Regions from separate parts of the Mus musculus genome. Here region 1 is linked to region 2. The links are chromatin loops, found by intact Hi-C in ENCODE. Cell type or tissue: heart. All regions are shown on one strand.

What was found. A loop is a pair of places that touch in the nucleus more often than their neighbours do. Peaks named below come from ENCODE experiments on the same cell type or tissue, not always from the same donor. Only the 100,000 strongest peaks of a DNase experiment are listed, where the experiment ranks them.
Region 1: a loop joins it to region 2, with 2.8 times the contacts of the local background. A loop is called at or near these places in 9 of 42 quality-filtered maps.

The regions. Positions count from the first base shown.
Region 1 is chr5:143,570,548-143,573,047 of GRCm38, reverse strand. No RefSeq gene overlaps it. Among named protein-coding and RNA genes, the nearest start is that of Fam220a, 23 kb to the right of the region's middle. In heart, a CTCF peak has its summit at 1,161 (motif pointing left); a DNase peak (open chromatin) is centred at 597.
Region 2 is chr5:143,908,936-143,911,435 of GRCm38, reverse strand. It overlaps Aimp2 (aminoacyl tRNA synthetase complex-interacting multifunctional protein 2), which reads left to right and starts at 1,597. Exons shown (of 4, transcript NM_001172146.1): 1 at 1,597-1,855. The coding sequence starts at 1,721. Pms2 (PMS1 homolog2, mismatch repair system component) reads right to left here and starts at 1,435. Exons shown (of 15, transcript NM_008886.2): 1 at 1,357-1,435. The coding sequence starts at 1,379. In heart, no CTCF peak of the experiment used is centred here; a DNase peak (open chromatin) is centred at 1,525; H3K4me3 peaks cover 2,435 bases; H3K27ac peaks cover 1,733 bases.

The DNA.
Region 1 (2,500 bases), 340 kb after region 2:
ACATGTACATATACACACATGTACATGTCACACACATACATATCACACACAGAAACATACATATAGAAATACATCATACACACACACACACGCACATATACATCATACACACCACACACAAACACACACACAAACACATATACACACAAACATACATATACACATATACATACATAAACATACATACACACACATACATCACACACACACACACACACACACACACATATATATATATATATATATATATATATATATATATATATATCATATATGCCACATACAGGCACACACACAAACACACAAACATACACACACACAAACATACATACAAAGACACATATACAGACACACATACACACACACACACACACACATCACACACAGTAAAAAAAAAAAAGAGGGGGGGGAGAACAGATAGCCACCTTCTAACCCGGCCCTAATACTCTTCAGCTGAGTGGGACTGAAAAGGAAAGCCCTCCCTGGCCAACTCCACCTCCAGGGGACCTCCCAGGCCGGACCGGAAAACACTCACTTCCTGCCTCTGACTATAAGATGCATTATGTCACATGGGGAATGCTCCAAATCCTATTTCTGGGAAAAGAGGTAATATTGGAGGCAACTAGGAAGGCCAAGCCCCGCCTGGAGCTGGAAGATGCCCAAGGGCGCCTTAAGAAGCCTTGCAGTGCTTGAGATTCCAGGGGGACAGATACTTTAAAGTCCTGCCTCCCCGTCTTGGGCATCAGCTCTCATAGTTTGAGTCTCCAGTGGCTCTTGTGGGGGACAGTACAGGATGTTCTCATGAATCAGCCCAGACTTGATGAACAGTCCCAGAACCAATGCCAAGGTCAAGTTTTAAACCTGAATATGGGTTTCATCTGGAGTGTTTGGCTCTACTGCTGGAAGTTGTGCGTTTGGGCTGCAGGAGAATGAAAAACAGTGTTTCAGATGCTGGGAGCACAGACCTGGAATATCACAGAATATCCTGGTGAGGCGCTGTGGACATGGCTCAGCGGTAGAACCCTAACCTAGCACGAACAGGGTGGAGTGTAGGAGCTTAGGAAGAAGATGGGGCTGGAGAGATGGCTCAGTAGTTAAGGGACTTAGTGATCTCACAGAGAACATGAGTTTGGTTCCCAGCACCTATGTTGGGTGGCTCACAACTGCCTGTGACTCCCTCTCCAGGAATCCAACGCCCTCTTCTGGCCTCCACAAGCACCTACACTCACATGCACAGCCAACACACACACACATACAAACACACGCCCGTTTTAAGATCATAAAAAGGTGAAAGAAGGAAAAGGGGCAAAAAAGAAATGTTTCAAAAGACATAAGATAAAAAGAAGCTTTGAAAACGTTTGATACTGAAATTGCTTAGGATCCAAGACTATATATTTTGAGATACACAAACAAGGCAGAGTGAATGTTACTCACAGTGTGTCCTAGGTGCCCAGGACTGGGCTAACTAACCCTTTCCATCCTTGACCAAAGGAAAATCATACACAGAGTATAGTGTGTGGCTCAGTTGCTGGAGTGCTTGCCTAGTTTGTCAGGAGTCCTGGGTCCCATTCCCAGTTCAGCATACACATGGCGTGCAGTCCTTCAGCTGCAGGGGACAGAAACAAGCCCAACAGAACTGTATGGTCCTTCTCAGCCACAGACTGAGTCTGAGGTCAGCCTGTGTCACCGAGACCCTGAGAAAAGAGTCGCTAACTACTCTGTGTATGTGGCAGCATACACCTGTAATCCGTACGCAGGAGGCTGAGGCAGGAAGGGCACCAGTTCCAGGACAGCTTGGGCTACACAAGACCCTACCTGAAAAGAAACTGTGGGGAGCAGCTTGATGGCTCAGAGGGCTCAGGTAATTTTAGCCAAGTCTTAGGATCTCAGTTCAAGTCCCAGGACCCAGATGGTGAAAGAGAAGCTACTCCAAGCCTGGTTTGTTGTTGTTTGCGTTTTGTTTGTTTTTTTGAGACAGGGTTTCTCTGTGTAGCCCTGGCTGTCCTGGAAGACCAGGCTAGCCTCAAACACACAGAGATCTGTCTACCTCTGCCTCTCGAGTGCTGGCATCAAAGAAGTGTGCCTGGCTATTTTGTTGTTGTTTTACTTTGTTTTGATACATGGTCTCACGGTGTAGCTCTGGTTGTCCTGGATCTCACTCTGTAGCCCAGGCTGGCCTGGAACTCATAGAGTTCACCTATCTCCCGAGTGACAGTGTATGAACCACAACCTACACCCTGGAAATTTGCTTTCTGTATTATCCCTGTGGTTCCCTTGCCAGTATGCATGTGTGTGCACATACATTTGTGCACATATACACACATGTATTACATAGGATTAAATTTTAAACTTCTTTGTAGAGCTATGAACAATGTGCAAAGGCACAAATTTCTAGAATAAATTACTTCCAAGTTTTGTGATCTTGCAGAATAGATCAGTCAAGTTTTGAATATTGCATGCAAGACCCAAGCAGAAGACAGGAAATAGCTACCCTGGGAAT
Region 2 (2,500 bases):
TAAAGGCTTGTACCACCACGCCTGGCTCACAATTCTTAAAAAGTCAAAGTTTGGTGGGAAATACTGGTTGACAAAAATCATCTTCCAACTATGTAACTATTCTCATAATTGCTTTTGAAACCTGTACCCAAATCCATGCTGCCTACACTGCTCTGATGAAAGTCCTCAGAGCTCATGTTTGAGACAAGAGTTCATTCTCAGCCTCCAAATGATAGTCCCACCTCACGACCACACTCAGCGAACGGGTTAAGTCTCTTTCTGTCCTGGCTGGCCTAGGGTAATCGCCTTTTTGTCTCCAGTTTACCCTGATTGCTACCACCAGTTTTGTTCACTCTGACACAGGTTCCAAGGTAGCCCAGAGCGCCCTCAAACTCCCTATGTCGTTAAAGGTAACTATGAACTCCTGCTGAGCCTGTTCCTGCTCGGATTATAGGTGTGGCTTGATTCCCACCAATTTCTTTTTACAATTACAAATCCAGTCGAAAAAAATCTTTAGGTTTAAATTTTTAGTGGTGCTCATTGCCTATCATATGAAGTTTGAAGTCTAGCAACGACAAGGTCCCAATCTACTATCACTAATTCCCCTACGGTTTAGTCACCATAAAAATAGTTTCCCGGCTATGAAATGCCCCATAAAAGTATAACAGAACATAGGTGCATCCTTGCAGTAACAATTTTAGGGTATTTTCCATATGGTCTGACATATAGTAGACTTCCAAAAACCCTGGTGAAATAAACCAACCAACCTCTTTTCTCTTCAATCTACCTTGCACAGAACCTCGCTGGTTATCACAGCACTCGGGTGTTTGAAGTAGGAGGATCCCGAGTTCAAAGCACTACCTCAAAAAACCAAAACAAACACTTGCACTCGTTCTAACTGCAAAGGATCTCTGGGGAAATCACAAGGTTAAAATACAGACAGCAAATTTGCATTTACAAATCTGTCACCGAATGTAACTGTGCTGGCCTTCGAAGATGTGCTTCACTGCTATGATGCCGCCTGTGAACACTACACCAAACGCACAGAAGCACCTCAATATAATAAAAGTTAAAAACCCTATTGACTGCAAGATCAGCGTGAGCCTTTAAGCCTCCCTCCCCAAGTCTTCAAGAATAAAGACTCAATAAATAAACAAACAGCGGAAACGAATTTTGTCTACGGCGACTGATTTTCGTGCTGGGTTTCAAGTGCACGGCCTGTGGCGGGAGGATGCCGAGGAAATAGCTTCCTCACAGAGGACCCGGTCCAGTCCGCGAGCTTGCCCGCCTCGCGCCTCAGCCACTTCCGGTCCTTTCAAGAGACCGGGATACCGGGAACTCTATAGAATGCGCCCGGAGACCACAAGTCCAGCTCACCTCACGCCTTCGGTTTGCTCCATGGATGCAGGACTCCTCCAGTCACAGTCACCGCGGGAGAGTTGGCGCTGCCGCTCTCGGGAAAAGACGCGTCTCCTGGAACACCCATTGGTTGCTTTTGACATATGATCCGCCCCTTCCGGGCGGGCTAGCGAAGGCATGCCAAGACCTCTTTACCGGTGATTGGCCAACTCAAAGGTCAAGTTGGTGACGTTAGACCAGCCCGGCCAATGAAAGCTCGGGGACTTCATTTTCCGGAACGCCAGCAGCAGAGTCAGAAAGAAGGCGGCTGCTGTCTGAGGTGGCCTTGGGTGGCTTCTGAGCGTTCCTGTCCCTCGCCCGCTACCTTCCTTGGGTTCCCACCATGCCGATGTACCAGGTAAAGCCCTATCATGGAGGCAGCGCACCTCTGCATGTAGAGCTTCCAACCTGCATGTACCGGCTCCCCAACGTGCACAGCAAGACCACCAGCCCCGCCACCGACGCGGGCCACGTGCAGGTAGGAGCGTGCGGCCCCTGCCTGGTGCGCAGGCGCCGTTCGTGCCGCGCCGCACCCTGCCCTATCCCTCGTCCAGTCTAGCGCGCCGGCGCTGTGTCTGCCTAGGGTCCCGGTCCCTTCTGCGGCCGGGTCCGACAAAATCCTCCTAGATGAGTGCTGCTGTGGGTTCCTGTCACGATCTCCAGGCGCACAGAAAAGTGAACAACACGAAAAATGCTCATTCGGAGGAATTTTCAGAGCGATCCCAGGGTTACCATAACCCAGGTTGACGGGTTTAGTGCCCCATCCTTCCCAGTTTAACTTTTCCACAAGAGGTCCCGACTTTTACTGTAGTTATGTGTTGTTTTTTTCGCGGTTAGGTTGTGGAGGCTATCTTTAAGCTATATAATCTTGATGGTCTGGAAACATAGTATGTGTTCTGTTGTCTGGCATACTGTACAAGATTTTGTTATAACGATAGTGAGTGATCTTGTTCCTGGCCACACCCCGCTTATTTATCTGCCCGGTCCTCACTCATGGGCGCTGGAATTTATAGACTAGCTAACATAAATAGCCTGTATAGGAATGGAATTCCTGGCCCAGTGGGCAGGTTTGCCTTCCACTTTTTAAGTTCTTTTTCAAAGCGGTTATACAGGTTTAAGCTGT